2 separate regions of the Homo sapiens genome follow, and region 1 is linked to region 2. Evidence: chromatin contacts called from ENCODE Hi-C or POLR2A ChIA-PET data. All regions are on one chromosome and are shown on one strand. Each heading gives the region's core, a stretch centred on a gene start or an enhancer-like site at or near the end of the contact. The rest is flanking DNA. Distances are from core to core; before and after follow the strand shown. Region 1 overlaps FGD5 (FYVE, RhoGEF and PH domain containing 5). Region 2 holds the start of LINC02011 (long intergenic non-protein coding RNA 2011).

Evidence for each region. A loop is a pair of places that touch in the nucleus more often than their neighbours do. ChIA-PET counts read pairs that join two places held with the same protein, here RNA polymerase II (POLR2A). Pooled maps may share reads with other maps.
Region 1: a loop to region 2 is called in a map of right cardiac atrium, with 3 times the contacts of the local background. The contact joins the enhancer-like site here to the promoter of LINC02011 in region 2. A Hi-C loop is called at or near these places in 13 of 168 maps with a recorded cell type or tissue (GM12878, cardiac septum, endothelial cell of umbilical vein and 4 more) and 6 of 50 pooled maps. POLR2A ChIA-PET finds 5 or more read pairs at or near these places in 1 of 52 experiments (H1).

Annotation. Positions count from the first base shown.
Region 1 is chr3:14,859,558-14,864,984 of GRCh38, reverse strand. It overlaps FGD5 (FYVE, RhoGEF and PH domain containing 5), which reads right to left. Exons shown (of 20, transcript NM_152536.4): 2 at 725-857. Among named protein-coding and RNA genes, the nearest start is that of FGD5, 43 kb to the right of the region's middle. RefSeq lists an enhancer at 820-1,401. Within about 2 kb of position 3,303, at least 2 of the 41 ENCODE cell types and tissues checked have a DNase peak (open chromatin) inside an H3K27ac peak, as active enhancers do.
Region 2 is chr3:14,807,841-14,813,227 of GRCh38, reverse strand. LINC02011 (long intergenic non-protein coding RNA 2011) reads left to right here and starts at 1,814. Exons shown (of 3, transcript NR_135245.1): 1 at 1,814-1,870. It also overlaps a transcript of FGD5 not described here. RefSeq lists an enhancer at 1,744-2,244.

The DNA.
Region 1 (5,427 bases), core at 2,054-4,553, 50 kb before region 2:
CTCTTCACCTCTGCCCATTTCTGCAAATGTACATTGTGGGAAAGGATTCATGACTCTGAGAAGGGGTGTATGGAAAGGCTGGGACTTTGTCAGTGAGTAGGTGAAGGCCGGCTCACCATGAGTGTCCAATAGAGAGTGTATATTATCCCCATCAGCACTGATGCACCCGTGCCCAGCAATGAGGTCTGGGTCTTCACTGTGACGTGGCCCCCAACTCACCATCAGCCTCTAGACAGCAACCTCCCTCCAGCAACTCCATCCCCTCACAGCACTGCTGCAGGGCCAGGGAAACCAGCTTTCATCTAAAACTTTTCAGTTCACAAAATTCCCTGATAGCCTTTAACACATCTCACCCTCATGATTTCCACTTCACAGATGAGGAAACTGAGGCCCAGGGTGTCCAAGGTCATTAGAAGCTAGGCTGGTCTTCATTCAAATCAGGCAGCTCTATTCCACATCATCCACAAAGCCTCCAGAAAGCCCCAAACTTCATCAGACTCCAGAGAATACCGGCATGAGCAGTTGCCCTTGCATCACTGAGGCCAGTCCCCAGAAGGCGATGCTTCCTAGCGCCCTGATGCTGCGTGTCTCAGCCCCTGCATCCAGCTGGGGCCAGCTATCTGCAAACAGCTCCGTCCGCACCAAGGGAAGGAGCAGATCTGTTACAGCCATCTCTCCACCCTCACGTCTCCGATGCCCACGGCCTACCTGTGGGGTGCCCTACCTTGTGGGTGACACTGGGGTCTCTTGAAGCACTGTCCTCCTCCTCCGAGCTTCTCTGCTCTTCATCCGACGTAAGGTCCTCTTTGGGGGCTGCCGACGAGATGGGACAGACTTTGTAGGGCTCTGTGTAGGCGCTGGGTCAAAGCAGGGGAAAGAAGGGTTAAAGCTTTTTGTTTAGCATAGGCAAAGTGAACCTACCAGGGGTCCCATTCATGCCATGGGGACAGAAAACAAGTAGTAAGACTCAGGCACAAAATTCCTACTTCCCCACCCCCAGCCACACTGGCTTCCATTTGGAGCCCTGAACACACCAGGCTCTTGCTGCCCAGTGCCTTGGCACACGTTAAGACAGACTCACTTCCCTGCAGACAGGGGGCAGGCTCCCCTGCCAGAGGAAGGCCCGAATAACTCAGGATGCGGGCAGAAGATGTTGAATCTGGGTGGTCTGGGATCTGGACTGGCCTGGTCAGGCGGCAGGGTTAGTCCTTAAGGTGGCCGTGTGCTCTGGGCCTGAGTAAGGGATGCAATGATGTGGTGGACAGAATCCAGGACGTGTGTTCCAGCCCCTAGTCCCGGCCTTGCCATCGGCTAGATTGCAGACAAGACATAGCTCAGGGCATCAGTTCCCACTCAGCTGCATAGCAACAAGGATTCCTGTCTCACCTTCTTGGCAGGTGCTGTGAGCATCACAGCTCATTTAGGTGTGACAGTCTCATGTCTCTATGCCTGTGACTACTCTCCACAGGCGTTGCCAGTAAATAATGAACATAGCAGTCAGCACATATTTACTGACTGTCTGCTTTAAGCAGGCATGGGCTAGGCATCGAGTAAAACACTGGTGAGTGAAGCAGACATGGTCCCTGTCCTCAAATGTGAACTCATGCACAATCACAAACTGTGATCCCCACAGCAGGGGCTCTCAGCCCTTCTCTCTACACAGCAGACTGATTATTCCACAAAAGACTGTGCCCTTCTCCTGCCCAAAAACCTTCAGTGGCTCCCTCTTGCCATTGGCAACGTGGCCCCAGACAACTCACAAACCTTTCTTCCTACTCAAAATTTGGTCTTATTAAATCCTTACCAAATACTCCTGCCCTCTGGGAATGCCTGGATGAGATACTGGAATGACTGACGGATGGCAGGACGGAAGGGAGCAGCCACTTCCTGAACTGCCTGGGCCAAGCTTTCCCTCAGGCCCTGGCCCAGGCAGGGGGAAGTGAGGCGGGTGGGGGACATCAGGGGAGGAGAAACAGCCTTAGGGAATAGCTGAGCTAGGAGCCTATCCTGGAGCTCCTCAAGTATCTTTCATAGGAGCCAGAACCGCAGGTACCCAACCCCAGAGTACCTGTAGCCTAAGCAGCTTGGGGCTCTGCCAAGGCCAGAGCAGGGTCCCCTGCTCCACAAGGGGCTATAGGGCCAGACAGAGCAAGGACAAGGTGGCCTGTCTCTGCCTGGGCCTCCACTGACATAATGGGTTGGAGGTGGGGACTGTGGCTGCACACTTGTGTACAGAGGCAAACCCAGTCCTCACCAAGGTTGAGCCACGACTCAACCTACTAGCCAACAGGCTACCCTCTGGTCAGACCTCTTTCTTCTTCCTTTTCAAAAACATTGCTTTTTGGCCTTCTCTTTCAAATGATGAGGTGTTTTACAACAAGCCATATACCTACTACCAAGGTATACAAAGAAATAACACCCCGCCAGGCTTGCTGAGGTGTGCCAAAGCCTCCCTCCTGTCTCAGGGTCACCTCCACCTCCGCTGCAAGTCACCGTGCTGCCAAGGGCCACCAGCTCCCTCCACTGAGGAGTGGTCCCCAGCCTAAAGGTCAGGGACAACTCACCTGTTCGGCAGAGCTCAGATCAGGCTCAGTAAAGTGACTGCATGGACTGGTCTCACAAAACCCTCACTCCCCTCCCTCCAGAGCTGCCTGCATCAATTTGCAACCCTTTTTCCAGCAGACTTGGAGTGGAGTCCTGCCCTCCTTCTGAGAGAAACAGCCACCTCAGGCAGCAGGAGCAGGTGGTGCTCTATCCAGGATAAGCAGTAAGGATGAGGGATGCAGCAGTTAGCAGCACTCCTACCACTCCTCCTCCACATCCAAAAGGAAGGTGCATGCCAGGCAGAAAGCCAGAAACCCGAGTGTCTCCTAGCACAGCCACTATGTGAGCGTCAGGCTTACCTTCCTCCCAGGCTTACCTTCAAATACCTCCCAACCATACATCTAGCATCTCTAGCACAGCCTCTGCTGGCCAGGCCACCTCCTGCCTGAACATTTGTAACTGGTGCCTTCCTGAGCTCTCTGACTTCACCCTGGCTGTCACCCAATCTGTTCTCCACCCAGTGGCCATAATGACCATCTCAAAACCCAATCTGATCATGCTGTCCCCTGGCTTAACTTCTTCAGGGGCATTCCAGGGCTGCTGGGATTTGGCCCCAAGAGCTCAGCCTGTCCAGCAAGCCTGCGGGACCTGGGGAGGGCAAGGTGGGCACCCTCAGCTCCTGCTGCTGCTGCTGTGGTCTCCCCAGCATCAGACGCTGCTGGGCATCACAGAACCTGGGGGCTCTGCCTCAAGCCAAGCAGGGGGTGGTTTCCATGAGTCAGAGCCATGGGTGATACAGGGGAGAGGGCTCACGGAAGCCAAACCCCTGGAAAGGGGAAGGAGATAGCTCGAGGTCACGCGGCAAATCTGAGCTGACATACACTGCCTCTGAAGGTGCCTCTCTCCATGCTTGGTCCCTTTTAGAGACCTGAAAGCAGATGCAGTTGGGCCTGTCACTGCAGTGATATGTGGAGTTGGGTCTTGGGTGGGCCTTTGCTTTTGTTGTTATTTTACTTCTGTAAGTCAGTGGAGTGCGGAGATGAGAGCTCATGCTCTTGAGTTAGGCTTCCTGGGTTCAGATTCTGGCTTGGCTGTTTGTTGGCTGTGTTTAACCTCTCCAAGCCTCAGCAGTGCTCAGTTAACAGTGAGTTACATAACATCAGACATTCAGAATAGTTCCCAACACATGACAACTCAATAAACGTCAGCTTTCTTCACGATCAGCTCTGTATTCTCCTGTCCCTTCCTGTCTTTGTGCTTCCCAAACCCGAGCCACTCCCCCGTCTTCAGCGTGGCCGTTGCTGCCTCCAGCTGTTCTATCATTTGCCTCATGTTTTCTTTAAGTTAACTCATTTATAACACTTGCTACCAACTCTGGCCTCATCATCCTAAGTGATAATACCTGTGAGGTCATATGCTGTATTCTTTTAACACTGTATTTTTAAATGTATTATTATTTTTAGACACAGGGTCTTGCTCTGCTGCCTGAGCTGGAGTGCACTGGTATGATCATAGCTCACCGCAGCCTCAACCTCCTGGGTTCAAGCAATCCTCCCGCCACAGCCTCTCCAGTAGTTAAGGACTACAGGCACACACCACCATGTTCAGCTAATTTTTAAATTTTTTTTTTTTAAAAAAGGGGTCTCACTATGTTGGCCACACTGGACTCTAACTCCTGGGTTCAAGCAATCCTCCCACCTCAGCATCCCCAGTAGCTGGAATTATAGGTATATGCCACCACACCCGGACCCTTTTAACACTTTAAAATAAACCGTATAATTATTAAATTATAATAACGTGTTTGACTAAAGTTATCTTGCTCATATTGGAGGTGCACAGACCTCACAGATGAACCTGGTTACTTCTGATCCTCAATTCAGCCTCAGCCATGGCAGTCGTGGAGCCCATGCAGATGGCCCTCCTCTTATTCTACTTCTTTATCTGATTCTGTTTTCCAGAAAGATCACTAAAACAGATGTTAGGGGCAAAGGTTCAGGTGCTCTGATATTTCTGGCTCATTTATTTCACTGTCCTATATAGGAATTATGAGTACAACAAATGGGGATAAGTCACCATTAGAAATGTGCTGGTTCCTGCCTTCAGGAAAGTGAAAGACGTTTAGGCTCTCAACACTTAAAGGAAGCCCCGCTGAAGCCCAGAGAGTGGACAAACCAGACTCATTGATGGGGCCATTGGGCCACGGTCCACGACAAGACATTCCTGTGGGCCACAGCCACGGCATACCTAGGGGTGTCAAAATGTGGACTTGTGGGGCCTCATCCCCTGCCAAAAGCCAAGCCAGTCCCACTCCTGTCATTGGGCGTTTCTTCCCATTCCCTGCTCCCAGATGCACTTCACCTCCTCCCTTGACCCCCTCCTGTGTTTTGAATTTCTGTTCACTCAGAATTGTAAATGTTTAGTTGTGACCATGATGTATTGTTTGGGTCAGTGTCCCTTTCCAATGCATACTAATATATTATGGTTATTATATATGAATATATTTAATGACATGGAAACAGTTGTTGATTTTCTAAGTTTCTTTCCCTTTTTGGGGGGGGAGTGGTTCGAGTTGTAATGGACCCAGATGGAACTTGTAACATGGGCCATACATGATAGAACCAAATTCAGATATCACTAAATAAAATCTTGTACACTGAGCTGTAAAAACAAAACAAAACAAAGGAAATGTGCTTTTACTGTTGATCAAGGGGTACAAAGTTTCAAACAGGCATGAGGAATGGGTTTTGAGACTACTGCACAGCAGGGTGACTGCAGTCAATAATAAGTATTACATATTTCAAAATAAGAGTAACCTTTCTTCTTTCTTTCTTTTCTTTTGGGTAAGGGTAACTTTTCTTTCTTTCTTTTATTATTTTTTTTTGG
Region 2 (5,387 bases), core at 565-3,064:
CAGTTTCCTTTTTGGTAAAATGATGAAATACCCCCTTTTTTTTCATAGGGCCGTTGAGAAGTTCCGGAAAATAACAGACATGATGCCTAATAAAGTCGACTGGCAGACATTTCCTACACCCTACTACGTGTTAGGCACTGGATAAAAAAGCAGGCTCTCAGGCTGGACAGCCTGGGTTTCAATCTTGTCTCAGCCCTTCAATAAGCCAGTGACCATAAAATCTCCGCACCTCAATTTTCCCATCTATAAAATGGGGATGGCAATGGTACTCAACTCATAAGATGACTGTGAAAACTAAATAAACTGATAGAAGTAAAACACCTAAAAGCAATACCAAGTCATATTAAGTACCCAATAAATATTAGCTGGTATTTACTGGTTGCTCTGCTACAGACACTGTTCTTTCTAGGCACCTTACGTGTTTTAGTCTATTTAATCTTACCAACCCCATTTTTCAGATAAAGAAACAGGTGTAGAGAGGTTGAATAACCTGCTTAAGGTCACATAACTAAGCATATGATGGTTCTGAGATTCAGTCCTATGGAGTCTGTGAACCACCATGCCATGTGATCAGGAAATTCAGACCATGGGGCACGGCCTGAATGTGAGGCTGGTATCATTACCATCACATTGAAAAAGGAACCAGGTTTACACTGGAGACAAATTACAGGAAGGCTGAACCCAAGAGCGACAACGGCTAAGATTTCCTGGGACCAAACCTGCCTCTAAGTTTATTCCGACTCACTCCATCCCCCAGATTCTCAGAGAAGGGAGGGTCTGCCCAAGCCTCATGCAGGAAAACGTGGGAAAACTGGAAACGCTCTCACCATTGTTATAAAGCGAGTTTTATTAGGAGTGTAGGAAAAAGCTAGCCTGGCTCTGTTCAGCCACGCCAGCACAGGCAGGAGGCAACCCCCTTTCCAAGCAGTGGCTGGCTGGGCTCTGGGCCTCTGTTTCAGCCTCTTCCATTCCCACAAAGTGGCACCCCCGATCCTGCTCCCCAGTTCTGTGACCCACACTCACTAACTGTCCAGGGGCCTGTATGCCCAGCAATAACAGGGCCTGGACATGGAAGGTGGCTGCCACACTCCCAGACTGTCTAAACGCGCAGCCTGCACCTCACTGCTAAAACAATGACTTTTTTTCATTAAAAAGATTTTTAAAAGAAAAAATCCTACACACACACACACATACATACACACACACACACACACACACACACACACCAGCAGGATATGGTTCCAAGACAGCCAAAATGGTGGCTTCCTGTTTCTTTAGGGATGTGTGTTTTGGAGTATGGCTTTGGACAAGGGTGTTGGTCGGGGAGCGGGCTGCCTTCTACTAAATTCTGTGAGAAAAAGAAAATAGAGTGGTGATTGCTCCTTGGCAGGCAGATGAAGTTAGCTGGGACTGTTCCCTTGCAAACTCTCATCTTAAGGGAACTTTCTGCCCTCCCCTTAGATGGCGTTGGGAATCCCGAGGACTGGGTTCCATGCACCACCCATCTCCGAGTCTCGCTTTCTAAATCCGTTAAATGGCACTACTCTGGAGGGATCCCTGCGATTTCAAACACATTTTGATTTCACGGAATCTCTGAACTGCAGGGATGAGCTGGGGGAGTCAAATTCATAGAGCAGGAACGCGATGGACTGGGGGTGGGGGAACCTGGAGCGGCTCAGCGCGGCGGCGAGGAGCGTCCCCTTGGCATTGGGTCCCCTAGGGGAGGCACAATGGAGGCCCCCGACCAGGGCGCTGCGAGGGAGGGGTGCGCTATAGGGGGATTAATTTAGGGCTTTTTAGTCTCATCTGGAGAGTAAGCTCCAAGCCTCGGGGTCTAGGAGGAGAGAAGGGAGCAGGAATCCTCCTTCCGGTATGCCGAGTACTGAAGGGCTGGGAACTGGTCCCGGAGTCGAAGAGAGCTCCGGGACGGGCCCCGTGGGTCAGGTGTTGCCCCTGAGAGATGAGCAAGGACCGGTCCGGGACGCTGGGGAATGGAGGGCAAAGGTTTTGGGGCCAGACGAAGTCGCTTTTGCGAAAGGGGCGTCTTTCTTCGTCGTGGAAGGGACCCTCACTCCGGGGAACGCCGTGCGAGTGGGATACTGGCGCGCACGGCCAGGGCGCGGCCTCGCCAAGGCTGAGAAGGTCCCTGAGGCAGGGCGCTTCGGACGGGGACCCCCGGTTCTCAGCCTCCTCGGCGAGAGGACCCCGGAGCCGCGCATGCTTTGGCCGAGGCCGAGCGGCACTGGAAGGTCGGAGGATTTCGGGCAGCTAGCCCCGGGCTCCCCGGGAGCTCCAACTTGGAGCGCCCGGCCGGGGTCCCTCGCGCTCGTGCCTCGGCGCCGGAGGTCGCCGGGCCTCCTACCTGCTCTGTTCATCTTCAGCGCGCGGGGCCCGGGCCGCCGTCGGCGTTTCAGTCCGTCCGCGGGTCCCAGTGCGACTCCGCACACCGCCTCCCTCCGCGGCCGCCCCGCGGGGCCCGCACCCCCTGGCGCCCGCCCGGCCCCGGCGCGCCTCGGACTCCGCGCGGCGCGCAGGGCAGTGGGGGCGCGAGCCGCGAGCCTCCGGGGCGGGGCCGCCGGGCGGGGGCGCGGGGCGGGGGAGGAGGAGGGGGCGCGAGCGCGGGGGCGGCGGCTGGGGCAGCGCCGGGCGTCGCGTCCGCTCCCGGCTCCGGGCGCGCTGCGCTCTGGCCGCCGTGCCTCCGCCTGCGCCTCTGCCTGCGCCGCAGCCGCGCCTCCACCCCCTCCTAGACATTTCCTCCGCTCCCGAAGAGGAAGGATTTTTTTTTCCCCTGCTCGGTCAGAGATTCAGGGAGGCGAGGGCCGGGGCGTCCCTGCGCACATTTAAAGGGGCCGTGGCCATGGGCACCGCGGGAGGCGCTGGGGGTTCGAAGGACGAGAACTCAGCGAGTTGGGTTTCTGGGGTGTTCCTGGCTCCTTCGCCCAGCGGACCATCTATCCCTTTATTTTTAACTCTGGGTATTCGTTCAGTGCCGCGCCAGCCTCTGCGCTGAGCACGGAACAAGACAGCCCCAGATTCTTGCCCTCATGGAGCGTAGACGGGAGGAAGTCGCTGGAGACACCATTTCAAAGCGAGGGAGGGAAACCAGGGCAATAGGGCTGAGCGATGGCTCTCAGATGGCGCCGCACATTCTTGGGACCCTCCCCAGCCTCACTGAATCAGAAACCCCGTGTTTTATCAAACCCTCCAGGTTTGAGAACCACCGGAGTAGAGACTGGGTGATCAAGGAAGGCCTCCCTGAGGAGGTGACATTGGAAGGGAGACCCAGTTAATGAGAAGCCTTTCCTTATCCACTCAGCACACACCGCGTAGCCCCTCACAGGTACCTGCCTGGCGACATAGATGACTCAGACCTGCCAGGTGGAGGAGTCTCCACCTCCCAGGAGTTCCCAGTCTGCTTGTCCACACAGACACAGACAGATAGTTCTGCTACCCCGAGGCTCGTGCTGGGATGGGAATGCACAGGCGCCTGTGGGAGCTCAGAGGAGGACCCCAGTGCGGAGGGTTCAACCAGAGGAGAGGCCTTCCCAGTAGGAGGAATTGCTGGGGCAAAGACTTCACCGAGGTGGGAGAAGGCCTGGCCTGCTGGAGGAGTGTCCAGAGGTGGTGCTGGAGACGGATCTGATTTCCCCAGCTGTAAAATTGGGAACTGAATTTGATCCTTTCAAAGTCCTTTCCATCTCTGAGCTGCCCCAGAGTCCTTAATCCTCCAGGCTTCTGTGGAGAAATACTTGTGACTCGAATAGAAAATCTGTGGCTGAATTTGGTGTTACTTAGACAGGCTCTTGATACATTTTATGGGTCCATGCATGGAGGTGTGGCAGGGATGGAGATGGAGGTGATGGTGGAGGTGGTAGAGGTAGCAAAGGTGGTAGTAGCAGAAACAGAGATGGTGGAGGTGGTGTTGGAGGTGAAGGAGGGAGAGGTGGTAGTAGAAACTAGTGGTGGTGGAGAGGAGGTCGAGGTGGTGGTGGTAGAGGTGGAGAGGGTGATGGACGTAGTTGTGGAAATCATGGCATAACTGGAGGACATAATATACCCCATGGTAGTGGAAGAGTTGGAGGTGGTGTAATTGATAGATGATGTGGATGTAGTGGAACTGGAGGAGATGAAGGAGGTGGTGGTGGTGGAGGTGGAGTTGAAGGAGGTGATGCAGGTGGTGGAGGCAGTTGAGACAGTCGAGGTGATGGAGGTGGGACAGGTGAGGGAATGGATTGAGTTGATGGAGGTAGTGGAGTTGAGTGAGGTGGTGGAGTTGAGGGAGGTGGTAGAGTTGGTGGTATAGAAGATGTGGGCAGGTATATCTGTGTTTAAATGTGGGTACAAATGAGTGAATGGATAAACCGCTTCAATATTTGATGCAAAAAGAAAATATATTTTTTTAAAAAATTGATCTTGTTTCTGAGATTAGCAATAAAAGCAAAATACCCTAGAACCCCCAGGGCAGGAGCAGGTGAGGGAGGCTCAGATAATTCAATTCACTGCCAGTGTTACTCTTAGCTGTCAGCCTGTGCAAAGGAGAAGGGAGGACAGGAAGAGACCTCAAGGCTTTGCTAAGCCCTTTCCACTACTGTTGAATTTGGGATTTGAGGCTAAGCAACGTCTACTTTAAAAGATCATAGCACCAAGGCCAGTTGGGAAAAACACAGGTCTGAACTTGTGTAGCTGAAGCCACACAATAGTGTGGAGTGATGGGCTATGAAGTTGAAATGCTTATTCCTTTGTTTGCTGTTCCTAATAAGAGAAAATGGATAGGAAATACTGTTGGCTTTACAAACACCCACTGCCAATACTGGTGGTTGTATTTATGGGACTGAGCCACAGCCACTCACTGAATTCAGGGGGAGTAACTGTAAATACCCACAAAAGACATGATGTGTGGGGATGATGACCATCATCACTACTTTCTTGAGCCTTTAACATATGTTTTTGTCCCAAGAATTGTATAAAGGAGTTATTATATCCCCATTTCACAGATGGAAAAACTGAGGCCCAGAGAGAGGAAGTGACTTGCCCTTACAGTCCAGCCAGGACTCTCATCCCATTCACTCATTTACTACTCTGTGAATGCTTGCAGTCCTTGGCTTTGCCTTTTGTGGGCAAGAGCCTCTCCACACTTCTCTGGAAGAGCCTGGAAGGTGGAAGACAGAAACCTCTAAGGCAGATGCCAGCAGGGTTGATATCTGAGCAGGCTTTCCCTCTCTCCCCCTTTCTTTTTGCTCTTTCCATGCTGCCCTCTCTTTCTATCTACTTTGGACAATCAGAATGGCCAGCAGCTGCCAGCAACCTCGCGGTAAAAACCTAGCGGGAGCGTTGGAAGTGGGGGCCAAGGGGACCATCACCATGGTTCTGCCACATCCAAGGACCAG